Regions from separate parts of the Homo sapiens genome. Here region 1 is linked to region 2. The links are chromatin loops, found by intact Hi-C in ENCODE. Cell type or tissue: endothelial cell of umbilical vein. All regions are shown on one strand. Links, peaks and the distances in the headings refer to the core of each region. The heading gives the core; the rest is flanking DNA. Region 1 overlaps NKAIN2 (sodium/potassium transporting ATPase interacting 2). Region 2 has its middle 26 kb from the start of NKAIN2.

Region 1 (15,905 bases), core at 2,895-10,894, 190 kb after region 2:
CTCTCATATATATATATGAGGGCTGTATATGGGGGTGGGGGGTACAATTGCATTTGTTACTTTTTTTCGGGGATTATCAGCCTAGGCAACAGTGCAAGTTCTTCCGGAGTCAGAGCAGAAGGAAATATGTCTTCCATATATGTGTGTGTGTGTGTGTGTGTGTGTGTGTGTGTGTGTGTGTGTGTGTAACACCATTCACACTTGAAAGTTGTGGGAATTTAGGAAATGAGAACTTTTGCCTATCTAAAGAGGTAAACACTGGAAGTTCCAGCTGATTTGTCATGTGGGTTTGCTGTGATGCAAGTTTGTATAATTGTTAAAATAAAGCTGAAAATATTATGTAAAAATTCTATATTGAATATTGGCATCTAGTTCTACTTTCTAAAAAAAATTGCCAGCCAACACTGTGCAGCATACTGTTCAAATTAAAGACACGTGTAAGCTGTGATTGGCTAATGGCCATCAGGTTGCGGTCTCTGGTTAAATGCTAACGGGCATCCATCTCCACATTTCCACCATTGCATTTGTGCCCAGTAAGCCCTTGCTGTTGTCATCACTTGCTTTGTGGAGGGACCTCTTCTCCTCTAGATTTTCTCTATGTTCTCTCCAGGATGTACTCAGTGTCTACACCACCAAGCAGGCTTTGAAGCTCTGAGTTTCTATCCAGAGAGCTTCTTTTTCCATGTGCTGTCAGCTGGATCTCTCAAGGACACATAGTGGCTCTGCCTCAGGTGTAGACCTCCTTGAGCCATTCTTGAAGGAAAGTCTTCACATGGTTTCAACTCTGCAGCCCTCCTAAGATGGCCTTTTCAATAGCTCTTCACCTCCCCACTCCCATCTCTTCATGTGCCATAGCCTTGCCCCTCTGCTTGAGCCACAGGCACTAACGTGTATTTATTAGGTGGAAGCAGGCCCCCAGCCTTGCAAGGCAAATGTTTGTATGTGGTAGAGGGTCTATATTAGGTGTAGACCCTCTTTCTGTATGAACATGTCTTAGACTCTCTTCCTATATGAATGAGAACGTAATGATGGACCTCTGATACACGGTGTAGAGTAAGGGAGTGGGGGCTACAATTGCACTTGTTACTTTTTTTCGGGGATTAGCATCCTAGGCAACAATGCAAGTTCTTCTGGAGTCAGAGCAGACGGAAATATGTCTTCCATTCTGATTCATGTTTCAAAAATGAAAAAAAATATATGAATAGACTCCCTTCTTTTCCAAAAGAATACTGCCCTGGTATTAAAGGCAACTACTGTGACAGATGCAAAGCAGGAGATGCCTATGTGTGTCTTTCCCCTTGTTCAATTCTATAGTCTGCAATTGTAACTGTTGCTCTCAGTGACTAGAATTGCAGGTTGGCAACCATAAATCTGGAAGTGACATTCTAGTAAAGAAGACAAAGCAGAAAAAAAAAAGTGCCATAAATGCATTGAGTTCTCTCCTGTGTCTCATTTTCTACAACAACAAAAAATAAGCCCTAAAACTGTACCTAAAGCCTTTCTTGCTGTATACTACGATTATTCCTGATTCATTAAATACTTTTGCAGCTGTAATCAAACTTGTTTAAAGCTCACGTGTTCATGGGCTAGAAAAACACTTTAGAAAAAATGTGAACAATCAAAGCACAATTGCCAGCATATTATTATTGGTATTTTTCAGCATAATGCAGTTTCCGTTCTAGTCCACTCCACTTTTTGAACATTTTATGTCTGTAGGCATATGCAAATACAAATCCCTAATAGAGTTCTTATTGTGTCAGTGCTTGAGTTATATTTACTTGCCAGAATATTCATAATACTAGGTGCCTGTGAAAACCATTGAATTTTTGTGGCTAAGGTTGTATTGGAGAGATAATGGCTTGAACCGAAAATGACCACTGCTACTTTGCATTTGTGAAATGACATAATCTATTTTCTCTTTTTGATAATAGTGTAGGGCACATTTTTAACACCTGGGAATGAAGCTTTTCCCCCTTTCTGTAACTTCTTACGTTGTTAATGTTAATTTGAGCACCATTACTCACAAACTTTTGGTGACTACAGATTTGAATATTAAGACTATATAATCAGAGATTAAATTATAACATAGTGGAAATATCAGAGATAAATTTATAGCATAGTGGGAACATGACAGTAGGTCTTTATTGAAATTACTGCTTTAGAGAGAGGAAACGGTAATTAAAAAGAGAAAGCTATTTTATTGCTTCATCAAATAGTTTAGATGTTCATCTTGTTATTTTGTCACTTTCTATACTGGATGTTAATTTTTTTAAGATGAAATTATTTTATATGCAATCGAACCATCTTAAAATTAATCTTAAGAAAACTGGAAAATAAACATTTATTTCTCCAAATGAAAACCTATAACAGTATTATACCAAACAAAAACTTTGCATGTATTTTCAAATCCTATTTACTCTGGAAGAATCCTAGGTTTTTCATTTGGGCATTTTGAAACATACGTTGGTCTAATGGCATATTTCATATGGAGTCCCACCAGTCATCAGCAATCTAGAATCAGTGTCTGAAGAAGATTCTCAAATGGAGGCATTAGTGAAGTTTGGAAGGGCACATTGGACTATCATCATTTCAAAGATGGACACGATTCTATTTCCTTATCTGCTTGCAGAGCTATTTAAGAATCAATGTCTTATTTTTCCTGAGTCCTTTATAACCCTATTCATATTTTCAATTGCTGATGCCTCTTTGAGCTACGAGTTCTACTTTGTGCATAACGTTGAGGAATTTCTACGTTTACTGTTTCTCCTTACTTCACTCATCTCCTTCATTAATGGCTGGCAAGTCACCGAATTTCACTTTTCTTTACACAGGTGTAAGGAAAATTGCACTTTAGTCATGAGTAGGCTGAGGCAGCCTTCCAGTGCAGCATGACTCAGCGGATTTGCAGCACAGGTGCACAACCCCACACATTATGTAACCACGCCACGTGAGGCACATTAGGTGATCATCCACGTGAGCTTGTGCTTGGCTCAGAGCCATTATTGCCTGTTAAAAGTTATGATTACCCTGCTAACGCTGTACGTACAGCTTGCGCCTAGGCTTACTCCTGCCCAGAGCGAGAGTAAAGCCATGTCAAAACTGTCTGCAGTTCCTCAAGTGTTTTTCCAGCCACCTGCCACTCACCCACCAACTCCCCTTGGACCTCAGTAAGAACCTGACAATAGGTCAGCTCACTGTTATTTTATTATTGGTGGTTAAAGCTTGTGGTGGTGGGTGGTCCTGACTTCATTCAGGAAGACATTGTACAAGAGTTGTAGAAGAGGAGAAAAACTAATAATTTGGCTAATGTTGTGGAAACCTCGAAACTCATACAGTCACCTTATGTAACACTAACCTCATCAGGGCCTAGGATTTGCATAGCAGACTGAGCAGATTGCTAGACCCATTCTTTAGGCTGCCTTTTTATGATTCAGCATTGTTTTCTAGGCAATTTTTAATGTTTTTGGAGTGATGAAATAAAAGAGGGAAAGGTGAACTAGAGAACAAAAGATAAAACTCTTCCCTTCATTGCCTCACGAGAAAAATTAAAGTGTCTTTTTTAAATGAGTGATGATTCCACCTCTGGACACAGCTCAAACGCCATTGGAATGCTTCCCCTATTACAGGGAAGTGTTGAGAGAAAAAGCAATTGTCCAGAGAGTTGATGTAGTGTAGTAGTGTGGATCCTGTTTTTGAATTCTGGCTATAACTGTGTGACCTTAGGCAAGTTGCCTAACATCTCTCAATTATAAAATGAACATAAAAATTGCACCAATATTATGGTATTGTTATGAAGATTAAATACATTAATACTTACACAATAGTTAGAAGAGAAATTGCAACATAGTAAACATTAGGTATATCAAACATACATGTGAACAGAAAGCGTAAAAGAAAGCAGATATTCAAGGAGACTTCCAGCATGCCAATTTTCGAGTTCAAATACTATCTTTCCAAAACAATCCGTCTGAAGTCCGAGAACACACTCAATATTGTTGATTAAATGTTTAAATAATATTTATTATAGCTAGCATGTTCATTTTTAGACAGGTTAAATTTATGAGGCAGCAAAGTTATAATATTATGTGTGGTCGCTACAATTTATGGTGCATTTTGGTCCCTGTATAATCAACATGCACTGTTCATGTATGCCCATTTTATAGGACTAGGAGTATAATGATGATATTTTAAATTATTATAGAGGCCAAACATTGTTCTATCTTTGCCTTTATAGCATATTGTTGATCATATCTCAAATTCATTTGAAAAATGAATCCTTGTTCAGGAACACAACATCCAATTACAAAATTACTCCTAGGGGAAAATACAAGCTGTTTTATGGTGTGATTTCCAGGAATGCATTGTGGTGTGAAGTAGAAATTACCTACATCAATTTTGTTTTCTTTATTTATTTCAAGACTATCTCTCCCTACAAGTTTTACCTGCTTTGTTCCAGTAGTTTATAATTTGGTAAATAAGTCAGCATTTCATTTTTCTTATACAGCTCCCTGTTCATCCCCTGATTTCTGTGTTGCCTTTGCCTGAACCTCCTCTAGTTTCATTAAATTTAATTAGTATCAATTGCCAGTGTCAGCACGTTGAATTGCTTTATAAGGCTGTATAAATGGCCTCTGATGGCTTCAGTGTAAATCCTAGTCATCTGGATCAGGTATATAAAAACTTCCCTTAAAAGTGGTCTCTGCTATGCAAACTAAGTTCCTTCTCATCTCTATATCATCTCATTTCTATATCATATTATTTCCTCATTTTCCTACAGAAAGGACTTGGGGATATAGAAAGGGCGTATGTAAGAGTTCTAAAAATTATTAAAGGTTTGAGAAATAATTTTTAAGAGAAAATGTCAAACGGTTTTGGAGTGTTGCCCAGCCACTTTCCTGTACTCACATTCACCCAGCATCTATCTAGTCTTCCTAACCCCATCTGGAAGCTCAGCTCCACTCCTGTTCCTGGAGGAAGGCCAGCCTATGTTCAAAACTAAATTAGCCTTGCATCCATTTCTTACCTCATGATTCGAGCTAAGCATGTTTCCTGGTTCCATCATCTGGGCTCTCATTTTATTCCTTTTGCTCATGTTCTCACCTTGTACCTATCACCAGTTCCCTTTTTGCCCTCTTTAAGTCCTATTTTGCCCTATTTAAGCCCTTGCTTAAATTGATTGCCCAGGTAAACATTTTTCCTGGATTTTATTATTTATTTTATGAGATCCCTGTTTTCTGCCATCGATCTTCCTTTTACCCAGAATGTCTGTGTCTTTAGCTTCCATTTCATTCAGTGTTCAGAATGTCTTCATAGCATGAGTGCCCTTTTTTTGAGACATCCATCCACCCCCTGGCACTGAAACTTTCTGATGGGAGATCCTACCCATGCCCATCCTTGTTAGCTCTGTAGTTACGGAACCTAGAAGAGTCCACAGATAACCAGAGGTGCCAGAAATCAACGCTGGACTCTGGTAACTCAAATTTACTTATTAAAAAATAGAGACAATTTGTTTGCCAGTAATATATGCCTTTTAATTTTTGGTGAAATGCAAGATTAGAAATGTTCTTAGAGCATTTAGAGATCAAGTTTGATTAAGGGATTAGAATGGGAAATTTAGGCTTAGGAGTCATCACACTTATCCTATCATGTTAATCCCCCTCTCTCCATGGTCAAAAACTGCTGTTGCCTCCCATTGTTGTCAACATTACACTCACAGTCCTTATTAGAGTGGTTAAGACCCTGTGATCTGTATTCATTCCTTTAAACCCACATATGCTTGATTCTCCTACTCATATCCTGCGATCTAACCAAACTAGACTACTGCTTTATTTCCAAAACCCCACACAATAGCCATCTTGGACCTTTTGTTTATTCTGTTGCCTGTAGGTGGAATTATCCCCTTATCCCTATCAGAATACTATCTAGCTTTCAAGGCAGATTTCAAATGCCACTTTATCCACGATTAATTTCCTCTTTTCTCCAATCAGATGGGATCCCTTCCTCCTTTGAATTCACAACTTAATTTGTTTTGGCATCTCTTATTGAATCTATTCTTAAATTCTGTCTTGTATTACTGGTATACAATAAAACCCAGTCTAATTAATTAGAGGGACTCAAAACATTTTTAAATGCTTAAAATGTTAGCACACATTATTGGGAGGCTGATAAAATAAGCGTAGGCAAGTCTGTGTAGCTAGCTGGCCTGTCGTTCCCAAGGAAAGGCTGGCTGCTAAGATCAACCCTTCTAAATCTTGGCTATAGTTTGGTGACACCCACTGGACAGGGTCCATAAAAACTTACATTTCAGTGGGCATGATTCCGCCTGCTGTTTTTGGCTGGAACTGCCAGGACGATGGTAGCAATTTCAGGAATCTTCTCTTTGGTGATTCCTCTTTTGTCAGCTGGATCCAGGGAATACTGGCTGAGAGAAGTTTAGGAATGCAGGGATACTCTTCTGCTTTTCCATTTTCTAAAACTCAGTTGCTTGCCATCTTCTGTCAACCTTGCCTTCCCTCCTGCATTTACTCAATCATCCTCAGAAGATACGAGCTTTAATTCTAATCATGTCCTTCCCCCAGTATTTTGAGGAAGGAGTCTAGGCAGCACATAAGAGCCAATTGCCAATTATTTCATGCCCTAATTTGCTTTACTGCCAAGGCACCTTTTTATAGGATTTTTGCTATATATATGTATTAAAGGCTTTAGCAGGGCAGGGGACTATCTTTGTAATCCATCACAATGCGTAGATACACTTTGTGCTCAGTAGTTTTAGAAATTAGATTGAAGCTGAGACTAAACTTTCCAAGGAAAAGAGCTTACAAATGGATTTTGTTAAGAAGTGGTAGGAAAAAACAGTGATGTCAAAGAAGCAAGATGCCACAGTTCATTTGCTGGTGTAGCAAAAACACCAGACAAAGTTGAGCAAGTCATATAACTCTGAGCTCAAGATTATCATCTTTAAAATGCTGATATTATGTCTACTGTATACTACTACTGCTGCAGGCTATTTTTCACTCAACAAATACTGTTCACGTGTCAGATGCCAAGTGCTGGGTGTTAGGAATACATCACTGAAAATCACAGACATGGTTCCAGCTCTCATGACATTTCCAATCTAAAGTAGTGTTGCTATTTTATGCTTTAACTATGAAACTATTAAGGACATAGTTAACATAAACATTATAAAAATCTCCCGAGTCCTAAAGATTAAAACAACCTCCTGGGGTTTCAGAAATGATTAATTTAGAGATATCTATACTTACAGTCCCCTTCATTAGATCCCAAAGATAACTAGACACAGGACTGCTCTTTAAGTGTAACCGGAATAGGCAACACTTTTGCTATGTTTCTAGAAGCACTGGGCACTTTCCTTGTAATTTCCTCAAATACCTGCCTTATCTTCTTGGTCTGTTAGCTCAGGCTTTATCAGAAATACATTTGTGGGAGTGGGTGTGCACATGTGTATGTTTTAAGCCATTGAGACTCCGAGAGTTTTCTTTGAAATTGCAAATACTCTTCAGGGGATAAAACACATTCAGTTATCATCAGTTGTCAGTATAATTGGTTTTTCTGATTCTTTTCTTCATGGCATCTAGCCGAGTTCACTGGGAAGCCAGCTAATAATGTGCTGAGTACTGGGCCAAGCACCATTTCTGTAGTTAGACTTACAACTTGCCCCCCTTTTGACTCTGCTACTCTCTATTGTTTGTTATCTTATCCTACCAATAATTGCAGCTTTTCATGTCCTCATCATATTTCCCATACACTGGGCCAGAACTGGTGCTAGAAGAATCTTCCCTGTGGTTTTCCACCCCCAACTGAAGGTTGGTGTAGAGCACAGAAGTCCAACAAAGCCAATGTAACATCACCCAATGTGAACTGACACATTATGTGAAAAAAAAGGGGGGGAGTGTGTGTATATATACACATACTCACAACTACATAGATATAGTATACATTTGAAGAAAGTATTGGTTCTTACACTTTCTCCTTTTAAGTATAGAGTGAGGGTTCTTTTCTCCTTCTTTGTTCCTCCACTTCGATTATGTACAAACTCCCTTAAGGTATTAAAGGTGCCCTGAGGAGCCAGTGTGCTCGCTCTCTGTGGTATCTCAACACTTAACTAATCGTGCCTATAAAGTGACGCTCTAAGGGCTCACTTAAGAAGAGGAGAAGAGGGTTCAGGTGCCTCTCAGGATGTAAAATGATGAGTTCTGGATGCATATTTCTAACAGATGGACACGGCATTAAGAAAGCAGCCACAGAAGGCAGCAGGTGGAGCAGGCAGCTGGAAAGCGCAGCCACTTGCAGGAGCACTTGACATTAATTACACCTGTTGGAATTCTCGCCCAACTTTTTGCTTTCAAATGTGTTCTCAGTATAATCACTGTGAGGCAGGGGGAAAAGAAAAGCAGCTGAGGGCTGGAAACAGGAAATGGAGCACTTGCACTGAGAGCAAAGAGAAAGAGGTGGGCCAGGGGGACGGCTTTTCTGGCTCATGCCCTTCAATTAATCACATGTCCAAAATAGGAGCCACGGGTGCTATTACTTATAGTGGTCCAGATGATTCCATCTTGGGGCTGAAGAGGACAATTTAAAAACAATTAAACAAATGTTCAAAGCAGTAAAAGCAGGAGTATGCATTCAGTCCTTTAGAAATTAAACATGTTGCTCTGTATCTGAAGAGATTAAATATATACATTTAATGTTTTGTATCATCTGAGCTCATTTCAAAACTTTCTTGGGCCATGTAGTGATTTTCCAAATCTCTGAGATTCTTCATTTATTTCTGCCTGTACAATGGGATCCTAGCTTTCTCTAAGCTGTGTCCTAGTTATCAGCACAACTTGCATCTTCTGCTACTCTATGGCTCACAGTGTGGCTCCTTTCATGATAAACTTATATCATTGCCTGAAGCTGTGTGGATGTTCTAGTCTGCTTCCGCTATTCTTTCTCTCTGGAATGCCCCTGTTAGCCTTACAAATTTCTGCTCACCATTAATTGTGAACTCAAGGGTTAAATGTGTAATAAAGCCTTCAGTGATTGTCCCAGGCAGACCTGAGCCTTCACCCTCCTCAGAGTCACAGGACCTTTCCCATTCATTTTCAAAGTGTGGAGCACCTTGCTGTGCTGGGCTGGCCTGGACCCCCTCCTCTGGGCCATGAGCTCTGTGAGGAGAGCTCCATTTCTACTCTTCTGTAGTTTCCTCCTTCCCCCCAGCTCATAGTCCCCCACTTTATAGTTCTGACTAAATGTGATTTGAATATAAGTTGCCTTTACCTGGAGGTATAGGTCCCACCACTGAAAAATAATTTTAACCCAATCTCAGTATCTCCTGAGAAAAAATAAGATGCGGCTTTCAAAACTATCAATTGTCTTCAGGTTTTTGCTCACTTTCCAGTGAGACTTACCCTGACTACCACTGTATTACAAAATGGCAAGCGCCTTAGGTATTAATGTGTGATGGGATTTTTGCTCATTATGGTATGAAATGATGTGAGGTAAAACATATATTTTTATAAGGAATAAGGATGGAGTTAAAAAGGTCTGTTGAAGTGAAGTAAAGAGGAAATGGAAATAAACATGATTGTGAAGAGATGGCTGCGGTTTAACAATGCATCCAGCTGAAGAATAAATCTACCTCTGCTAATAATAGAGGTTGATTTTTCTCACCAAGATGACTGGCACACATTTATGTAGACCTAAATGAAGGGACCGTTGCACTAGCTCAGTAATGCCGGAGCCAGAATCTGTGTAGTAAGACTTTTTTGTTTTTCTCTCATGGTTTCAAGATGCCTGCCAGAGCTTCAAATAGCATGCCTATTTTCAAAAGGAATGGAGAAGAGAGTTGCACAGAGACCTTTAACACATTTATCAGGAAAGCAAAAGCTTCAACAGAATCCACTCTGGATACAGTTGCCAGTGTCTAGATGGGCAATGCCTTGATGTCACTTAGCTTCCCCTAGGACAGAGTAAAGAAAGGAAGGATTTTACTTTCCCAGCCTCTGTCCTGGAGCTGGGAGAGAGGAAAAGGGATTTGGAATGATCTCTGGGTTACCCAACCAGCAGTGTCTGCCGCAAAAATAACTAGTAGATAAAATGAATTGGCCAAAATAAGTAAATTGAAAGAAGACATTCACTTATAGTGGATATATAAGTAAAATGAATAATTCAATCAAAGGATAAAATAATATGTCTTAGGACAAATGCATAAACTAGATGTATGTATCAAATACATAATTTTAAAAACAAGATATGAGAGCAGAATTGTACAATATTATACTACTCATGTCATTAAAACACACAAAATACTGATTATTAAATGGATATATATATATATATGTATAAATGTTTAAAAACATAAACTGGAAGATACACATCAAATTCAGCCTAGTAGTTGCCTTCTTTGTGGAAGAAGAGGGTAATAGGGAAGAGGAACAAAAGGAACTTCATTTTATTTTGCAAAGTTTCACTCCTGTCACAAAATCAAATGGTAAGGCTGGTATGTATATGAGAGTTTGGTGAGAAAAACAACTAGAAGAAATAGTAAGAGTTTAAATTTAGTTCTATCACTGAAAATAAATTTAAAGGAGCATAAAATGAAAACACAGATGGGATTCTAATTGCCACGAAAGCCTAAGAAATAGAGACATAATTTACCACGGGAAATAGTACTGAATGAGGAAGAAGCCCCAGAATCAGCCTTTGACTTTGGTTCTGAACTTACTCACTTTGAACTTTAGCTTTCTGACTTGAAAGATGAGGATTTTTGTTTTTATTTTTTCATTGTTCTTTAGAAATATTTATCGTTTGGCTGGGTGTGGTGGCTCATGTCTGTAATCCTAGCACTTTGGGAGGCCAAGGAGGGCAGATTGCCTGAGCTCAGGAGTTTGAGACCAGCCTGGGTAACACGGTGAAACCCCATTTCTACTAAAAAAATACAAAAAATTAGCCAGGCATGGTGGTGCGTGCCTGTAATCGCAGCTACTTAGGAGGCTGAGGCAGGAGAATTGCTTGAACCCAGGAGGCGGAGGTTGCTGTGAGCTGAGATCGCGCCACTGCACTCCAGCCTGGTCGACGAAGTGAATCTCTGTCTCAAGAAAAAAAAGAAAAAAAGAAATATTTATTTTTTAAGAATATTAACTATTTTGTAATAAGGCATGCTTTAAAACAATCTTTGCAATTTAAGTCATAAACTGTGGTGGTCCTGTAAAACATCAAAATTGTTCATTTATTTGATTTATATTTATTGAAAGCTTACTATATGCTGGAAGCCTAGGAAATAGGGCATAAATCAATCAAAAGTTCTAGTGCTAATGAAAATGATAGTCTGACTGGGGCCAGAGATAGTAAGTACATACTTAGTATATAAGGAAGCCCATGAAGCAAAATGTAGCAGGATCAGAGAGTACTCAGGGCCAGGTGACAGTGGAACTAATGCTCTAGTAGCTAGATTAGGTTTCTCTTACAAGGCACTATTTAGCCTAGAAAGAATGTAAAAGTCAAATATCTTTCACAAGTAACATTTGCTATGAGTAATTTAAATTATATATTATATAAAATATATTAATATAGTAATTATAACTGCCTTGTATTTTAATACGGATTTGTATGTGCTTCAAGGGGTTTTGTTCTTTCTTTTTGCACACATACTGCTTTTTATCATAGCACTCCCATCCAGACAAGAAGTATACATTCTCTGCTTTGTAGTCAATCTCTTTGTGTCAGTTTGGATGGAAACCTGACTTTGTGTCAGTTTGGATGGTTTGATTCCTACACATCTAATATCTTGAGCGGATATTCCTGGATGAATAATGGTAAAGTTATCTCCCTTAGGAAAGCTTGTTGTCCCCATCATGTCTGTGTTACACAGCCATTGGATATACAACATTGGCTGGAGTGGGGAAGGTTTGGGGGATTTTCTTATCAGCTGTCTTCTGCTCTTAGTTAGTGAAATCTAACAAGCACCCAGACCGATAACATGTGAGTTTCCATTTGAAAGTTTGGCTCTTGTTTATAAATATTAATACGGTTGAAAGTTAATATATTTTGAAAAATGCTTTAAGATGTTTTAAAAAAGGCTTTTAAAGTTTCATATTCTGCAAGAGTCTGGACAAGTAAAATACAATTGGCCTTTGAACAACATGGGTTTGAACCACACAAGCTTACTTATGCTCAGATTTCTTCTGCCTCTGCCACCCCTGAAACAGTAAGACCAAGCTTTCCCCTTCCCCAACCATTCAACATGAAGATGACAAGGATGAAGAGAGGATTCCATTTCCACTTAATGAATAGTAAATATATTTTCTCTTTCTTATGCTTCTCTTAACATTGTTTTCTCTAGCTTACTTTATGGTGAGAATACAGTACATAATACATAGAATACACAAAATATGTGTTCATCAATGGTTTATGTTATCAGTATGACTTCCTGTCAACAGTAGGTTATTAGTAGTTAAGTTTTTGGAAAGCCAAAAGTTACTGTGTGAGGGGTTGGCACCCATAACCTCCATATTGTTCAAGGGTCAACCATACATTATTTAGATTTGATCAAACTGGATTTTTAGTATGTTTTTGATTTTAGGTCATCACAGAACTCAAGGGATTTCTGAGACAAATAGCCTAATGGAAGATTAAACGCAAACTGAAAAAGATCTTAATTTACTGAGAAAACTGGAGATAGGAACTAAGGTTTAAAATCTGAGTAGCTGAGAAGCTGCCACTTATTCCAGTGTCTGAAACATGGATATATTGAAAGATTGAAAGAAAATCTTATAATTGAACAGTGAGCGTCTTTGGATATTGTGTAAAAAGCTCTATAAAAGATAAGAGCCTGATGTTAGCTTGGAGAAAGTCCCCCTTGCCTTATTAATGTTGGTAAAACTTTGTTACTACTCAAAAAATAGCCATCAACTTTAAAACCAACAAACATTTTCATAAGCCACTAATATTGACCATGCCATTTAGTTCTACCTTATTTATTCTTTGACTTCCAGGAATAGATTCCCTTTCCTCCTCTGGAGATCATGGGATTGGAAATTTTGGCCAATGGTAGATAAATACAAAGTTGTTGTGAGGTCTGCATGTGTGCTGGAATATACATACTGTGGTTAGAAAAGTGCCTGATACATAGTAAAAACACCATATCCATAAAATTAATATAATCAAATAAACCAGAAAGTTAATACTATCAAAATTAAAGAGTAGTATATTTTGTAACTTTTATATTTGCTGCCAGATTTTCTTTGTTCCAGTTGCCAAAACAAATATTGGCTGATGAAAAACCTAACTTAAACATTGACCCAGGAAAATTTGGGTTTCATCTCTAAGCAATCTTCTCTGTGCTGTAGTGCCAGGCAGAGGGCTGTTCTCTCCCTAATATATCATTCCTGCTGGAAACCAGGAAAGTCTAATGTCACCATTAGAATTTATTTTTTTCTGTCTTGGCTTGCAGATTAAACTATACATGTCTCTGAAAGCTAACAGCTTATTATTAACAGTTAGAGCAGAGGTTAAAGAAAACATTCCTAAAAGAATGAGAACTAGGGTAGGATTTGGAGCTATGAAGTGAATTTAGTGAGGGAAAGAAATGGGGAAAGATAACAGGAGAGGAAAGTGAAGCTCAAAGGCGAGGTGGAAAGGCATAGAACCTTTTATAGCTTACATCTTACTTGTGTCTGGAGCAGGCCCTGGCCTGTCTATATAGAGGAGAAAAAAGGTTACCTGTTAACCAATGGATGATTTCAGTTGAAGATTCCTAGACTTCACATTCAAGGGTAAAAAGCAGAATGTATCACCATACCAGGACTCGTAGTTTCCTGCTATTCAAAACTCCAAATTCATAGTCCTCATTCCTGGAATACTATTTAGGTTGGTGCAAAAGTAACTGTAGTTTTGACATTGAAAGTAATGGCAAAAACTGCAATTACTTTTGCACCAACCTAAATCGTGTAGTTGTTTCACCATGTATATGAATCCAGTTATTCTGTTAGATTTGGGGCCAAAAAAGATTTGAAGAATTGCTAAAGGATAGAACTTTTCTGATATAGCTCAATGTTGTGATAAATACATGCTCTGAAAAATGAAGGAAAGCTATTTAGAATAGAGAATTTGTTCCAACGTAAAACAAATTTAATGGAAGGAGAATTATCCTAATAATCGATTATGAAAGAAAAATACTCCTCTGGAATTTTGTATATAATGGCTCAAAGACACGAAACTTTTATATTTTAAGAAGAAAGAAAAGTGAAAATAAAAGTGCTTTCATATAAATGATGAAAATGAATCTGTAATACCTGTTCATTCATCTACAGAGAATGTTATTAGATCAGAATGAGAACATCCTAATAAAGAAAGGAAATTGAATAGGTAGGTTATGAAGCATTACAGGATGCACAAGAAACAGTTTGTACCCTCGATAGCCACCTGAGGTGTGTGCCATTATACTTTCCAAAATTAGTGAAATTCTAATTCTTTTAGAAAGGATATTTTCCATTAAAGATTAGAAAAATCAAGAAATAAGTTCTTTTTGATGAAACTTTGAAGTTAGGATAGCAGCAGGCTTTATTTCAGTTCCTGCCGTGTTTCTTTTTCCTTTAGAATTAAACTATGTATGTTCCAGGAGAAATGATTGTATCAGTTAAAATAAAAATTACCACGGTTCTTCTAAGCATCCTCTTTTAGTGTATTTGATAGAGACCATGAAGTTTTCAAGGGAGACTGTAGTCTCTGCACATAGGAGTATCAGATTCTGTGAATAACAAGAGACAAAAACCCAATGTCAAAATGTGAGCCTGCTGTATTGGCACATTGGTTTGAGTGTTCTGCTTGTGCGGGCAAAAGGTTGACCATTGAATTGAAGAATGTGCTTTTCAGAGTAATAAGTTCTTACCATAGAAAGGTCAGCTAACACAGAGGGAAGATTATGCAACTGAGATCGAGCGTGTCAACGGGGACCCTCAAAAGGGAATTGATATTATGGCAGACATTATCTTCTGTTTTCTAAGTTCTAACGGAACATTTTAATGGAACTCAGAGAAGACTAAATTTGTTGTCTGCACAACTCTTATTAACATTTTGTCTTGCTCCACAGAGAGTGCGTCCTGCAGTAGGTGAGACATGATAAAGTATTTCCAACGCTTACAATAATGAAATGTTAGCATGCTTGACCTCTGCAGCTATCCATCATTAAAGAATTAATTTTCTGGACCTGAATCCATTTATTTCCTCATTTTAGCGTATGTTTGGTTATTAAGGGGAAGGGAGAGTAAAACTTTATAGATAGAAGGAGAAAATAAAGTTATTAACCTGTCTTGCCAACAACCCATTTTATGTAATAGGGGAAATGTTGAACTACTCATTAGCTATTCTTTCTCTAAGGTTAAACAGGTAAAATAAAATAACCCACTACTAAGAGATAACAAATGTTGAATAAACTGGGTTTGAAAGAAATATTATAATTCGTTTTTAAAGGGAAGAAAAATGCTCAGGAAATTCTCAATTTTTATTTTCCTTTTTCCACTTGAATGTGAAAAAAATTATAGAATTATCTATTTTCAGGTGGATAAGAAACTGCATAATTGAATTATACAAAAACTGAAGGATTTTCATGCACAAGGAGAGGATTCTGAAGCACTATAACTTAATTACAGATTTAAAATCATTTAAAGAAATTCTTTTTAGAAAAGTTACTTGTCTATAAACTATGTATTGGGGTTCTCCAGAGAAACAGAACTATCTTAATCCACTTGGACTGCTGTAACAAAATATCATAAACTGGGTGGCTTATAAACAACAAAAATGTATTCCTTACATTTCTGGAGTCTGGGAAGTCCAAGATCAAGGCAATCGTAGATTGAGTGTCTGGTGAGGGCCAACTTCCTCATAAGTGGCACCTTCTTGCTGTG
Region 2 (15,905 bases), core at 3,799-11,798:
TTCCTTGTGATATTTGCAAGAGGTAGATTACTGGCATAATTGCCCAACAGGTTCTTTCTGCCCACTGCGCAGGAAACAAAAAAATTCGCTGAGACTATGGTATTGCAGAAATGAAAGAGTTTAATTAACACAAGGCCAGCCACCTGGTAGATGTAGTTAGTACTCAAATCAGTCTTCCCAAAAGCTCAGAGGTTAGGGTTTTTCAAGGATAGTTTGGTGGGTGCTGCTGATTGGTTGGGGATGCAGTCATGGGTGTGGAGAACAGTCTTCCTGCCCTGAGTCCACCACTGGGTGGGGGGCTACTGAACTGGTTGAGTCATGAGTCATGAGTTCAGGTAGGGTCAGTCAGTTACCAGAAGTCTGAAAAATATCTCAAAAGATGAATCTTAGTTTCGATAATAGTGATGTTATCTATAGAAGCAACTGGGGAAGTCACGAATCTTGTGACCTCTGGCCACATGACTCCTGAGCAGTAAGGGATTAAAGAAACTACACCTACACTTTGGCAGATTTCCAGGCCCTCCTATAATCCTAATCTTGTGGCCTTTCATTAGTGTTACAAAAGCAATTTCAGCCCTCTAACAAGGATGGAATCAGTGATAAGGAGGGATTATCATTGTTCTTGCTTCAAAGTTAAACTATGAATTAAATTCCTCCCATGGTTAGCTTGGCTTATACCCAGGAATGGCCAAACACAGCCCGCCTGTGAGGCTAGAAGTAAGGTGGAGTCAGCTGTTTAGTTTCTCTCACTGGCAGCATCTTTGCAAATGCAGTTTCAGTAGGATGAATTTTAGCCCCCACTGCTGTGGTTATTCTTAAGACTACACTGATATTTATATTTTCTCTCCTATGTTAACCATTCTTGATTCTCTTGCCATTATCTCTGTTGATCTAGGTGGCTTATCTAGTGTGGTATAAACAACAACAACAAAAAAATTCTAAGCCTCCCAGTGGCTAAATAGACCCCCTCTTGGCCAAGGTAGACCACAAAGAAACCTTATAAACTGAGTTCCCAGTCATGATGGGAAATGAGGTCAGACACATCTCATTATATGCTCTACCTTTTGGAGTTTAGGCATAACAACTGATCATCATTAATGTTAAAATAGAGATCATAAAACTGACAAAACAGGAAATTTGTGACAACAAGCTACCAAATTATAAATAAGTCGTAAGGCCAGGCAAGGGTAGGGTTAAAATCTTGCCTGCAGGCCACAAATCTTGTTACATAACATCCTTATCTTGACTTAAAACATTCCTTTCTGCTGACACCAAGTTTTAGACAGAATCTTATTCCTTTAACCAATAGCAAATTAAAGAATCTCTGAATCCACCTATAACCTGTAGGCCCCTGCTTCAAGGTATCTTGCCTTTTCAGGGCAAACCAATACATACCTCATCCATGCATTGATCTAGGTCTTCGTCTGTAATTCCTGCCTCCCTGAAATGTACAAAACCAAACTTTTATCCAACTGCCTCGGGCAGACTTTCTCAGGGCTCCTTCAGACTCTTGTTTTTCTGAGCTGTGGTCATCACACTGGCTTAGAATAAACCTCTTTAAAATATTTTACAAAGTTTGGTTTTTCCATTAACAGGGGTGACATGGTTTGGCTGAGCCCCAACCCAAATCTTATCTTGAATTGTAATCCCCATATTCCCCACGTGTCATGGGACAGAAGGTTTCCCCCATGCTTTTGTGATAGTGAATTTTCATGAGATCTGATAATTTTATAAGCCTCTGGCATTTCCCCTGCTTGCACTTACTCTCTCTCCTGCCACCCAATCTGCCATGATTGTAATTTTCCTGAGGCCTCCCCAGCCATGCAGAACTGTGTGTCAATTAGACCTCTTTCCTTTATAAATTACCCAGTCTTGGTATTTCTCTATAGCAGCGTGAGAACAAACTAATACAAGGGGTAGCCCAGATCCTCTTCTCCAGATGTGTTCATTTCTAATAACCATGCCTTTATCAGGCCACGGCTGCTGTATTTGTCCATTCTCTATCATAATTGGGCAGAGAAGTTCTAAGAGGCATGACAGTGAATCACTTAAATGACAAACATTTTCTTACTTGCCTCTACTGCATAGCAGAAACCCTCCCTCCTCCTAAACGACAGAGTAATTATACCTGTGAGAACAGTACCTCAGTTCCTTGCTTCCTGGTAGTCTCTGCACAAGGAATCCAAGGTGACCAAGTTGTGGCAACAGGTTAGAATTTAATGGGATATTTTCTATGTTCTCTGGTCATCCGAACTAGGACATCTAAACCTGCAAAGGCTAGAATTGTAGGTGAGAAGAGCACACATTCACCAAGTACTTCATTGAGATTGACAGTAAACAAAGCCATCCAACTTCCTTCCCTTGGTTTCCAGACCCAGACACAAGTGTTCTACATACTGGGACACAGACCATAAAATGGTTGTTGATTTGGTGTGCATACTACATCCTGAAGGATGATGCCCCATCCTTGCAGGGTATAATCTCCAAGCTGGCACCTCAGCTGTGCCGTCAGAGGCTTTTCCATCACTCTGTCAGGCTGACAATTTACTGGAGGTACAGTATGTGATAGGACCAGTCAGGTATCCACAACTTCACTCCATTTGCTCTAAAGTGTGTTCTTTAGTCTGATAGGATTGATATGATGATATATATAATTTTATTTGGCCAGGCATGGTGGCTCATGCCTGTAATCCCAGCCCTTTGGGAGGCTAAGGCAGGCGGATTACCTAAGGTCAGGAGTTTGAGACCAGCCTGGCCAACATGGTGAAACCTTGTCTCTACTTAAAAAAAAAAAAAAAAATTTATTTATGCACTCTCTAAACCTGGAATACTGGTGCTAACTGAGGTCCTAAATACAGGAAAGAGTTCAAAGTAATCAAGTTAACCCTAAGTAACTAGTTGATTTCCCAAAAGTATGGTTTCATACTGGGGGCTCACCACTGGTTTCCATTGCTGGTAAATTGGACATTTGGCAGCAGCTAAAGCTAAATCACCCTTGGTGAAAGGAAGCACAGGACATAAGCCTCATTCATAGCCTTCATTCCTGCCACCACGGCCACACATTTCATAAGCCTGTTGTGCCAGCACTGAGGTTAATTACAGAGGCTGGTTGATGTCAATTGGCTGAATCATTTTTTAACATTCATTTGGTAGTGCTTATTCTCATGTGGGCACTCTCTGAAAGGCTTTAGTATGTTATAGAAAATACTTTGGGTCCACTCCCAGAGCCCTCCATGTGTCCCTTCCTCTGACCTGTCTGTCCCTCATTTCCAAATCTTTCTCCTTCCAGACAAGTTATCCTCAAATTGCCATTGGTCCATATATTCTAATCTTGGGCAATTTATTTATTTATTTATTTATTTATGCAAAGGAAATGACCAGGTGTACCATCCAAATATGTGCCTGTTGGGAATATTTTCCTTCACTGATGTCTTTTTGGCCCTCCCCCGAGTAGAGCTATACTGTAGCTGTTGTTAATTTTCAGTATACAGACCTATATTATGTGAATGTATACTTTAAAAGGCTCACTTCTTTCTGTCATTTGATCTTAAGAGACCTCCCATGTGGTGATAGAAGTTAGCCAAGAGAGGTGGGTGCCAGTGTGACAATAGTAGGGACATGGGATTCTGGGCCAGCTACTCATGCAACTTACTTGTGCCTTTGGGCCCTATTCATGCTGAACATAAATGCAGCATTTCCATTCTGCAAGGTATGGCTGCTGGGCTAGCCTGACCTTACAATTTGGTGGGTCTGACAATATCCAGCTCATGATGGGCAGTTCTGGCAACATACACACTTGATGTCCCATGGCTAAGTGTTCATCTTAGGGTACAGAAGAAAACCAGGGACTCTTTTTGCACGGTATATCATTCTTTTCTATAGATGACATGGCCTTGCTTCGGAAACACCACTTTCTGAATACTTGTTAGATATTTACATTGTAATTCTTTTGCTGGGACTTTGTATAACTTTTATATGGCATCTTTTCCCATCATGGATGCAGCTAAAATCATAGATGCTGCTGTTTCTGTCATATGGACCAATTTGCAAGGGTGCTCACACTCTTGCCTGGATCTACCACCAAGAACTTTCCTGGTTTGGGACCCATCCACAGCTGGCAGCCTGTAATGTCATTTGGTAACAGGACTAGGAAAAAAATTCCCACATAAAGAAAATGCTGCTTCCAGAACCCAAAGAGGTCTACCAGGCATTGTGATTCCTTCTTATTGGTGATAAATGCAAGATGGCATAATTTTTTTTTCCTTTGAAAGTGACATCTCAGAATCTCCCAGACTACTGAACTCCTAAAAACTTCTTTGGTGTGGCAGCCCCCTGATTCTCCATAGGAGGTGAGTCCTGAGTCCATGTCCTCTTATTTGTACTCATTTTAGTCAACCTATCCACATTATCTAACAATCACTTCCCTTCTTGAAAACATTTTTCACTTGTTGTCTGTGAAACTCTTCCCTAGTCTCCTAGTTACTGTTCATTCCTTACCACTCTCATTTGTCTACTCCTCCTCATATACCTGACCTCTAATCATTGCAAAGACCAGGGCTCTTCTCTCAAAACTCTTTTCTATCTCTTCTTTATTCCCAGATGATCTCCAAATGCAAGAATTTAAACATCATCACTAATCTGTTAATTCACACATTAAAAAAAAATTTTTTTGGCAATTCTCCCCTAAATTTCAACCTTAAACATCCAATTGCCTATTCAATATTTCCATCTGAATATTTAAAAGACACCTCAAATTCTAAATATTCAAAACACAACTCTTAATTCCTTTCCTCTCTGTTTCCACCTTCTCGGGGGGAAAAAACCTCTCCTTTTCCGTAAGTCTATCCCATCTGCACAAAAAGCATCTTTTTTTTCCAGTTGCTGAAAAATCTTTGAGTTATCCTTGAACCCTCTTTTCTTTCACATTCCACATCTAATCCATTACAAATTTATTTCAATTCTTACTTTGAATCCTATCTGATATATGAATCTGTTTCCCCACATTGACCATTAACATCCTGGCCAAATCACCATCACTTCTTGTCTGGATTGTTGTAAAACTTCCTAATTGATCGCATCTCTTTCTTTCCCTTTGCAGTCCATTACGCATGCCAAAGCCAGAGTGAGCCTTTTACAATATGAGCCAGATCATGTTCCTTTTCAGATCAATTCTTAAATGGTTTTTTTTGTATTTGGATCAGGCCTTACGTGACTTGGTGTCTTACTGTTTCTCTGAGCTCATCTCCAAACACTCCCCTCCTCATTCACTCTGCTCTAGCTGTGGAATTTTTTGCACACGGCAAGTCCGCTTCCACTGAAGGCTCTTTACAGCTGCTGCAGCTCTGTCTGAAATGTTTTCCCTTAAAACTTTTGAAGCCTTTTTAAATGTTCATTTATAAGACCTGCCTTTCCCAGCCCCTTATGTAAAATAACACTCCATCACTTTTTATCTTCCTTATCCTAATTTATTTCTCTTGCTAATGTTTATTGCCACTTACGTACATTTATTTATTTTCCTCCTTCCTTTGTTTCTTATTTCTTATTTGTTTTTTGTTTCTCACTTCTAGAATGTAAAATCTATAAAAGAACAGATTTTGTGTATTCTGTTTACTATAGAATTATTGTGCCAAAACCAGTACCTAGCATATAAGAAGTTAATACACATTTGTTGAATACATGAATAAAAATTATTCTGTGATTCTTAAAATAGTGAACTAAACTTAAACTTTCTATCAGGCATAGAAATAAAATGTTCAAAATTTTATGTAGGTATATTTTTATTGTTATGTCTTTTTATTTTAGAGTACTTTACATATTTGGATTTTATTATTTCTTATATTTTAAGTATCAAGAAAAGAATTAGATAAGGGCATTAAGTATTATGCCTCACAGATTGTTTGTTTGTTTTGCTATGTAATCCTCTATGTATGTAGCAAATAAATACGATATCAAACTTGTACCTAATTATGACAAGAAGCTTTTCTAAATAACTGGGATTTTGGACTAGGGAATTTCGTCATTGCTGATATTTTCAAAACACATTTCCCACAGAACAAGTAGGTATGTATAATATATTTGCAAGGATCACCTATACTACTTAACTGGTGCTTCCCTGGACTAGGGAGAGAACAAAGGAAAACAGTAAAGAAACTGATAAAGTGTTAGCTTTCTTTTTAGTAGAAGAAAAGATGGAGAAAATAATGAACTATACATATGTCTTAATTAAAATTAAGAAAGCAGAAATATAGATGAGAAGTAAAAATAAAGAATAACAGATTCATTAAAAATCATTAAGCTTGGAACACTAAGCTCTTACTATGTGGCACAAACTTGTGAAATGGTTTACATAGTATTTTCTTATTTAATCCTCATGATACCTCCATGAGCTAGATTCTGTTACCCTCTCCCATTTCGAAGATGGGTTCTCTAAGAGAAGACAGTGACTAAACCAAGGACAGATAAATGTTGAAGTCAGGATTACAAACTAGGTTTTCTGACTCCAGAATCATGTTTTTTACTGCTGAGCTAGAGTTTACAGCATAATTCTGACAGAAGACTGCAAGCAGCAGTTGTCATCTACTAAATATCATGTTACCTCGAAGATCCGAGGTAACCTATTTATCCTTAATTGTTCATTCTCTAGCTAAGGTCTTACTAGTGAAGTTAGGTCCTTACCTGTGATCTAACTGCAGCACTGCTTTGAAATTAATGATAAAGGACACCACCCTTGATTTTAAAGAAAAGAGAGCTGGAAGTTATTTTATTTTCAATACTCTGTAACACAGTAGTCCCTCCGTATCTGTGGGGGACTGGTTCCAGGACCCTCCTTCTCCCACAGTTACCCAAATTCAGAGATGCTCAAGTCCGTCATATAAAATGGTGTAATATTTACATATAATCTATGCACATCCTCTCATATTCTTTAAGTCATCTCTAGATTATTCCAAATGCCTAATAGGATGTAAATGCTATGCAAATAGCTGTTATACTGGGTTACTTAGAGAATAATTACAAGGAAAAAAGTCTGTACATGTTCAGTCCAGACATAACCATCCTTTTTTCTGAATATTTCTTGATCTGTGGTTGGTTGAATCCACAGATGTGGAACCTACAAATATAGAGGCTTGAATGTGTGTTTAAAACTGTTGTTATTCTAGCTAATGATGTAGTAAAATAGTTTTAAACAAATGCTTGTGCGAAAGTCCAGAATGTTACAGCTCAGACTGGTTAAGGGAACTATTCAGACTGAAGAGAAAAACAGCCAAATCCTGAAGTCAGAAACAGGTGGATAATGAAGCACCACTGTAATCTGTTCTTACATTTCCATTTAGGCATTTATTTTTTAACTTGGGCAGGGAAGATGAGACAGAATTCAAAAAGCACTTGGAGAGTTTCTTCAATGAGCAAAGAGTAGCACTGAATGCTTTGGGTAATACAAGGAGGTAAGATTTGATACTTGGCCCTCAGATATCTTATTCCATAATGTTAACCTTTGACCAATCTAACCTTACAAACATACACAGATTTGAGCAGTCACCTTAAAAAAGAAAGTATGTTGTGTGGCACAGGCAGCTCCAATCATTTACTCTGACATGTCTTGATGTATAGCATAGACATTTTTTTGTTGTTCTTAGTTTAATAGTTTCAGGCATAAAGCATTAGCCACATGAGGTCACTGTTGTTCATGCATGAATTATAACTATAATATAGTTATAAGCATAAATCTTGATTCTCCTGGTTGAGTTGTCTTACGATCCATGCGATGAATATGTAACATGTATGTGGAGGAGTGGAGACAAGGTATTCCATCGGGCATACTTGAGGAATTAAGAATTCATTTAACCTAGATACACTCCTTTAACATTTTAGGATGTATTTTATGGCTAAATCAGCAATTGCTTTTAATAAATCCAGAATTAAAATTTTTAAACTATTTCAATTACAGGAAAAAAAAATCTAATAATGTATACAAAAGATAACTTTGTCCTTAGAGTAATTCTGAAATTATCCACATGTGAGACTGAATCATTCAGGCTTCACTGGTGGTTTAATTTAATTTAATCTATATTTTTGGGGAGACAGGGGGCTTCCTATGTTTCCAGGCTGGACTTGAACTCTTGGGCTCAAGTGATCCTCATGCCTCAGTCTCTCAAGTAGCTGTGACTACATTTGCCTACACTGCATCTGGGGTTTCACTGGTGATGCTAAGAAGCATGCTAAGTTTCATAGTCTTATATCTAGTCAATTATCATGGAATATCTTTAGCAATATAAGAAATAAATTATTTACATTTAGATAGCTTTATTTTAAATCCATGGGGTCAGGACACTGTGGAAAAATAAGAGTTGCTGGCATAAACTGCTACTTCTCACAGCCAGAGGTCCCTTTTGAATTAAGGCACTTCGGAGTTATTAAATTAAACAATGGACAAATAAATACTAGGCTTTCCAAACAATGGAATATCCTGGATATAGTGTTTATGAACCAGAGGACATTATAATTGTGTGTGTGTGTGTGTGTGTGTGTGTGTGTGTGTGTCTGTCTGTCTGTCGGTCTGTCTGTGTGTCTGTGTCTGTCTGTCTGTCGGTCTGTCTGTCTGTGTGTGTGTATGGTCTTGTCTTGTGCTCCCACCGTGCCACCAAAACTGGTTTCGTCAAAGTCACTAACAACCTCTATATTAAGTCCAATGGACACTGCTTGGTCTTCTTTTTACTGGATCTCTCAATAACATTGAATAGAACTGACCACTCCCTTTTTCTTGAAATTTTCTCTTCTTCTGCCTTCTATAAGGCCATCCTCTTCTATTTTTTTTTTTTTTTAATTTCAAGCTTTTTAAGCTGTTTCTCTTAGATACTCAACCCCTAAATATTGGCATTCCTTAGTTCTCTCTTGAACCCAGTCTTCATCTCTATCCCCCCAAGTGACCTTATTCATTTTTATTTTTAAAAATACCATCTGTATGCTGATGACTACCTAATTTATATCGGCAGCCCCAGTTCCTTTTCAGCTCCAGACTAGCATATCCAATCTGCCTAGTTAACACTTCCATATGAGTGTCACCCAGACATTGCACCTCAGCACCTAGTACATTCCTGACAAATGGTAGAAGTTTAATGGATCTTTCTTGAGTGGATGAGTTTGCAGGTGTGCATGTACATCATGTCTGTACCAGCTCCTATATGATTTATTTGTATTGAGGTCACACTGGATCACTTGTGTATTAAGACTTTGAGAGGAAATATATGAAATAAAATTATAGCATATGTGGAAGAAGATGTCCCTTATACTCTTTGCTATGTCAGTATTTCTTAAAGATATTTGGTAAATCACATAAAACATGTTATTTTATCATACAACATATGGAAAGTCATAGGAAATGATTATTGAATTTTTTCCTACACTTAGTCACTATTTTACATTTCTGGCCAAATTTTCTAACATCTCTTTCCAACTCTGTTTTCTCAGCTGCCCTCTTAAGCTCTACTGGGAAAGTGTCTTTTATTCCATATACTTTCCAACATTAATGAGAAAAGAATAAATATTGTGATAGCCTCAGTAAGATGATTGCATTCTTATCATAAATATTTCTATTGAATATTGGACATATAATTATTTTTAAGGATTTTTTAAACAACAAACTTGCCAACTTCATTTAGTGGAAACATGACAGATGGGATCTTCATGAAGGTTAGATTATCTAAAGAAAAAAAAATTTATGAATAAGAATATCGTCCAACATTTTAATATTAGTATCTTCTGAGATAAAAGTGATAGCCATGTTAAATAGAATAATGAGACTAAAGGCTAGTGGTTCTTCAGAATGTTTTCAAAGTTAGAGAGGCTGCCCCCCTATTCATTTCTCTTTTTATGATTAGTAGGCTAATTAACTTTGAAAAGCTACTTTTGTTAAACCCTTATTAAGCTAGGATTATGTCTTCTGATTGTCTCTTCTATGGGACCAGAGATAAGTAATGAAAAAAATATACTAACTTCAGATTTTGTTAAAGTTTCTAACCTAGTGAGTTCATTCTGGCTGCTTAATTCCAAGGCTTACTTCAGTCACTGACTTTTCCACTTCTGGTTATTGTAAATTATGAAATGTTGAGATTCTTATCCCTTGCTAGTCCTCCATAAGGCTCGGTTCAAGCCTGTTTCTATTTATAAGCTCTAAACATTAAATTTTCATTGAATGGAACATATGTTTTTAATTTCAGGGCATTTGACTGCATATAAATACTTGGAAGACTGATTGACACTTCTTAAAGTTAAAAATTATATGAACACCATCTTTGACTACTATTTTGAGTTTCTTATAATGTTTAGAATATTACTGAATATAGAGTGAACAATAACATGTAATAAATCTTTTTTGATTTGGAAAACAACTTATTCTTTTCCCCTTTTGGTAACAAATATACTCTTATGAAGAGCAACATTTTTCACCCATCCAACCAGTGTCATAAATGAGAGACTCAACATAGAACCTGAAATCACAAGGAACAGCCATCTTCATGGATATTTTTTTCATTAGTCTGAGAAATTATTGCTAAACTGTTGACAGCCAATTAAAAACATTATGAGATAGCAAACTTAGAGTCTTCAGAAACTATTGAGTATTAAGACTGGCGTATGTAAGTCTGTTTGTGTGCCTGTGTGTGCATGTATTTGTGTGTAGATGCTGGGTATGTAGGTCTGAAATTGCCTGTTTTGATACATATGCATGTCTATTCATTGCAGGTAGGAGAAATAAGCAAATGATTTTCCAACAGAGGTATTTTCTATCCCTATGATTTCTTTCATTATGTAGGTGGTATACATACACCAATGTGAGAAAGTTTAGTGAATAAATGAATGAACAAATTCAAAACTGAGCTTCGAGGCATGGGTTGAACTCCAAGAGATGGAAATGAGGAGTAAGCAGAAGGACCCCTGTGTGATAGTTGTGCTCTTGTTACCTCAGGGGCCTTGGTTTCTCCTCTTTAAAAGAGGAAACATGTAGGATTTGTGAGTATTTGTATCTACCGGGTATTTATAACCTTTTGGGTCTAAGACTTCTAAATATTGAGTGACCATATAATTTATCAAAAATGAAATCCTCTTGAGAGTTAAAGTGGGGCATTATTAATAATTAACCTAGGATAATAGGCATGAAATAACTTTGCTTTGAATACACTGGGATTGATGGCCAAACTCCCATGATAATCTGATGAAAGCTATTAACACTACGTTTGAAGCCCTTGATAATTATCTGTCTATTATTTTGAGGGGTCCTTCTCCTCCAGAACTTGACTATTCAAATTACAAACTATTCCTTTCTTTGCGGCTTTGAAATCAAGCACACAGGTCCTTTGAATTCCACAGATTTTCTTGTTGATTATACAGGGTATACAAAAGTCACACAGCTAATTAAGGTAACAAATGAAGCCCAGTCTCTTGTTCTAAGAGGCTGGATATTCAAGGTGCCTTCTACACCCTTGATTTTTAGCCCAGTAAGCATGGACTTTAGAATCACACAGACATTAATTCAAAGTCTAGTTTATCACGTACCGTGTGCCTTTGGGCAAATTATTACTCTCTTTAAGTCTCAGTTACTCCATCTATAATACAGTGGTATTGAGATGATTAAATTAGATGGGAGTTGTTTAGTGCTTAGGATAATGCTGAACAAATAATATATGTCCATGCGCAGCAATGTTTTATATAATTAATCTCATTAGTTTCCAGCTATTCTCTAACTCATGGCAGCAAAAAACAGGAAATAAAATCTCCAGCCCTGACTTTTTCCCTGCTATCTATACACATATATATCAAGCTCCTTATTTGATATCTAAACTTGGTTGTCTAAAAGACACTACCAACTTATGGAAACAAACAGACCATTTGTAGAAGATAAAGCACAACTTGCTCCTCCAAAAATCTTCCCCATTTCTGGAAAGTGTACCCCTGATGACTCAGGTGATCAGGATAAAAACCTAGGAGTTATTCTTAATCCCTAGAATTGTTACCCTACTCACTTTCTATATGCCATTTGTAAATAAGTCCTGTTGGCTCTAGCTCCCTGGACTTCTCAAATCTGACCATTCCTTCTCTATAAGGACAGCTCTAAACAAACAATTATTTCATGTCTGAACCACTACAATTGAGCCTTATCTACTTTCTCTGCAATCCTTTAAGTCAAAACAGCTAAAGACAATTTAAAAACTTGATTGATTCAGATCGCATTCATTCCTAACTTTGAATATTCCAATATGTTTTTCTTACTGCTTTTTCAATAGAGTCTTTTTTGTTTGTTTAGTCACAGGCTACAAGGTCATCTTACACTATCTAGGTCCTGCCTACTTCAGTGGGCTCATTGTCTCCAGCTTCGAGGTTTCTTTTACTACCTTCTGGTCACTCTGGCTGTCTTTCTGCCCTTTGGATTTGGTAACTGTGTCCTCTCTGGACCTCTGAACTCTCTATTTCCTCTATTTGAGTCATTTTCTTACTGGATCCCTCATGATTACCACCATCACATTTTAAGGTCCAGATGAACTTTAATTTTCTTTGAGAGGCGTTCTGTAAACATCCTACAAAAAGGACTACCTCATCCTTTGTAAAACATTTTTATTAAGTGTTTTCCTATCACTATCAGCTACTTGCCTGGGTAGATGTAATATATGCATTTACAGTATTCACAATCAATGATTAGTTTATTGTTTGCTTTCCCCAATAGAAAATAGACCCCATAAAAGCAGGGTTTATTCACTACTCTATTCCCAGCATCCAGAATCTTATTAGTACATAGTGGATGCTCCAAATATAGACACTGTGTACACGATGTTTTGCCCTCCATTCTGTTTCCTAAGCTTTACTGGTTATCTTCATATGCATGCATTCACCAAGGCTATGAAAATAAAATACAAGCCCCCACCTACAACTTTGCAGACCAAAGGATAATGCTGAAGGAATAAGCAACTGACTCAACATTGCTTAATGTTGATGCAGGCCAAATAAATAAGTGTCAATTGAGAAATAATACAATAAGTAAAGCAACTTAAAGCCAACATAATACCTTGATTACTTCTAAAGTTGATAATACTGGAGATTATATCTGAGGGAAAGTGAAATTCCTAAAACCAAATTAGGGAGTCTTTTTTTTTTTTTTCTTTTTCTTTGAGACAGGGTCTCATTCTGTCACCCATGCTGGAGTGCTGGAGTGCAGTGGCACAATTATAACTCACTGCAGCCTCTAACTCCTGGCCTCAAGTAATCCTCCTGTCTCAGGTTCCCAAGTAGCTGAAACTATAAGCATGCTCCACCATGACCAGGTAATTTTTTGTTTCAATTTTTTTCTCTTTTTTGTAGAAATAGGGTCTTGCTATGTTGACCAGGTTGGTGACAGTCTTAATTAGCAAGCCCCAGGCAGGGCTAATAATCACAGCCTCATCATATAGAAGGATGTCTCTGTAAAACTAAGGACATGATGCAGGCATGGATGTTAGCTATTTAGACATAGTGAGGAATGGCTGAGCTACATAGGTCCAGGTTCTTCTTTTGAACTTACCACTCAGGTTAAGTCTATTCTTATCTCCTGCAGAGAAGTGAATGAGAGGGCGGAGATAGGTAGGCAGCAATGGTCTAATCATGGAGTTTGCACTAATGGACAGAAACGTAAGAGTGGTGAGGAAATACCCCTCCAGCTTATGACTAACACTATAATTTTTTTAGAATGTATATAGTTGATTAAATTATGGTCATACATTACCTTTTCTCATTTTTAACTTTTGAAATAATTTTTTATTAATCCTGAAAGCCAAAGAAAAAGACCCTAGTATTGAATATTACAGATTCAGATGAAATGGCCATAACTATAAGGAAAATTGGTGATCTTTAAGAATAACTTCTTAAGATATGATCCTTGGTAATTATCATAATAAGACTAACATTTGAAATGTATTTTAAGTCAACACTTTAATTCGGTAGGCACTTAGACGAAGCTGAAATGGGAAAATTACCCATTTTTATTGAAAAATGATTGCTTATTATGACTAAATTTGGGAGCTCTGCATTATTTACCTACTGTGATAAACAGACATTAAAATGGTTATTGCTAAACGAAGGGCTTAGCTTCAATTTTCTCTACTCTAAACATAACAGAATATATTAAGCATGTAGAAATGTTTTGAACTCAGTGGGAAGTTATATTGATAGTACTAGTTTTTCAAGTTGAAAACAAAGTGGTTTTATAATGTCTTTGGGATTTTATGTTACTTTAGTGTTCAAAGATTTTTACCAACCATAATTGAGATCATCACTTATGCAAAGCATCGTAGTGGGTGATCAATAAAGCAATCAGTACAATGTAAATTCTAGGGAGTAGATGGGGAGTTTGCTGAGACATGACTACCGTATGCTACCTCAGTTTTTTTCTTGGAAAGGAAGTGGTCCCATTATGCTGACCCTGCTGTTTCTTACCATTTTCTGTGTCCTACAGTTCCTTGTTGATACCTCCTGGACTTTATTTCTCTGTAAGATGATTTTTACTAGGTAAATCTTTCCATGTTATCACATCTATTTCTTTCTAGCCCTAGTTCAAGTCCATGTGTGGGTCTCATCAATGATTTCTGTGATCCTCATTAGGTTGATCAGAAGCAAGCAGATTTTGAATAATCCTCTTTGAGCTTTCCTCCCCTACTGCCCTGAATTATTACAGGATGGTGAATTACCTCATTCTGGGAATCTGTGATACTAATGCTTATCCTAATCTGATTTCTAATGTGAATAAAGTGGAAAACAAACATATCTACTTGCCAACCATGACCAATTGACTACGAAATTAAAGATGCTGGAATTTCTGCTGAACTCCACTGAATTAAGAGATTTTTACCAGATTGTGAAAAAAATCTAGAGAAAATGACTTGTTTAAGAGCACAATAAATCTAGTTATTGGTATTCTAGGCTCTAGGGATGATCACACTGTTTAAAGTTAAGTAGATTAATGTAGCCACCACATTAACCCATTTGACTAAAAAAATGCATTAATTATGAATTATTTCAGGAAAACAATTCCAGAAGTTAAAGTAAAAACAATAAGTGGTGTGTATGGTGGCCTCTCTAATGTAGGCTGCCCATCTTTCTGCATCTGGGTTTGGGCGTTGAAGCAGCAGAAGCATAAATAATGCAATGACCTCTAGCATGACTCAGAACCATAGACATAAGACCAGCATCTTTTGGTAGGGTGTATTCCACGAGAAAGGATCTCAGGTGCTTGGTGGGTTCAGAAAAATGACACTCATGTGTCTTCAGTCCACAGTCTGTGGTGGAGGCTGGTTTGAACCTAATCGTCTCCATGGACTGTGAGTAACATTGGAACAATCTTTGTAGGATATGTATCTACATTGATTTGCCTATAGCAAATACTGTGGTGAAGTGTGGTTAGTATGCTTGCAGGTAGGGGGATAAGTATCAGCTTGACGTGCTCTTGGGGAGAGTGTTTATTGAAGCCTTCATAGGTCAAAAAATTGTCCTCTGGCCTCTGACATTTTAGACACAAACTTGCATATGAACATCAAGTAAACTGAACTCAAAATTACCTGCTGATAGTAGTAATAGGCTAAGAATTAGAATGCAAAGGATGAGAGGGTAAGAGAGAAAGTGGGGATTCACAAATTTTAAAGGGAAATATGTGTTATTCTTTGATGAATTTTATAATACCCAATGATACAATGCAAATGATTACAACCTTATCATCTTAGAACTTTTTACATTACTTTATTTAATTTTTCCAGCAATCATATGGTGCACGTACTACGTTACTTCCCCCATATTATAGATGAAGTCACACAGGGCTAGAAAAGCTAAGCAAGATGTCTAAAGTTGCACAGATTATGAAGAGCAAAGGAGCATATTGAATGCAGGACTGGCTG

What was found. Peaks named below come from ENCODE experiments on the same cell type or tissue, not always from the same donor. Only the 100,000 strongest peaks of a DNase experiment are listed, where the experiment ranks them.
Region 1: a loop joins it to region 2, with 8 times the contacts of the local background. A loop is called at or near these places in 2 of 110 quality-filtered maps.

The regions. Positions count from the first base shown.
Region 1 is chr6:123,959,786-123,975,690 of GRCh38, forward strand. The region is part of intron 1 of NKAIN2 (sodium/potassium transporting ATPase interacting 2); the gene reads left to right. Among named protein-coding and RNA genes, the nearest start is that of NKAIN2, 160 kb to the left of the region's middle. RefSeq lists an enhancer at 6,152-6,685. In endothelial cell of umbilical vein, for the core only: a CTCF peak has its summit at 6,346; a DNase peak (open chromatin) is centred at 6,276.
Region 2 is chr6:123,770,094-123,785,998 of GRCh38, forward strand. No RefSeq gene overlaps it. Among named protein-coding and RNA genes, the nearest start is that of NKAIN2, 26 kb to the right of the region's middle. RefSeq lists enhancers at 366-605, 626-695. In endothelial cell of umbilical vein, for the core only: no CTCF peak of the experiment used is centred there; a DNase peak (open chromatin) is centred at 7,658.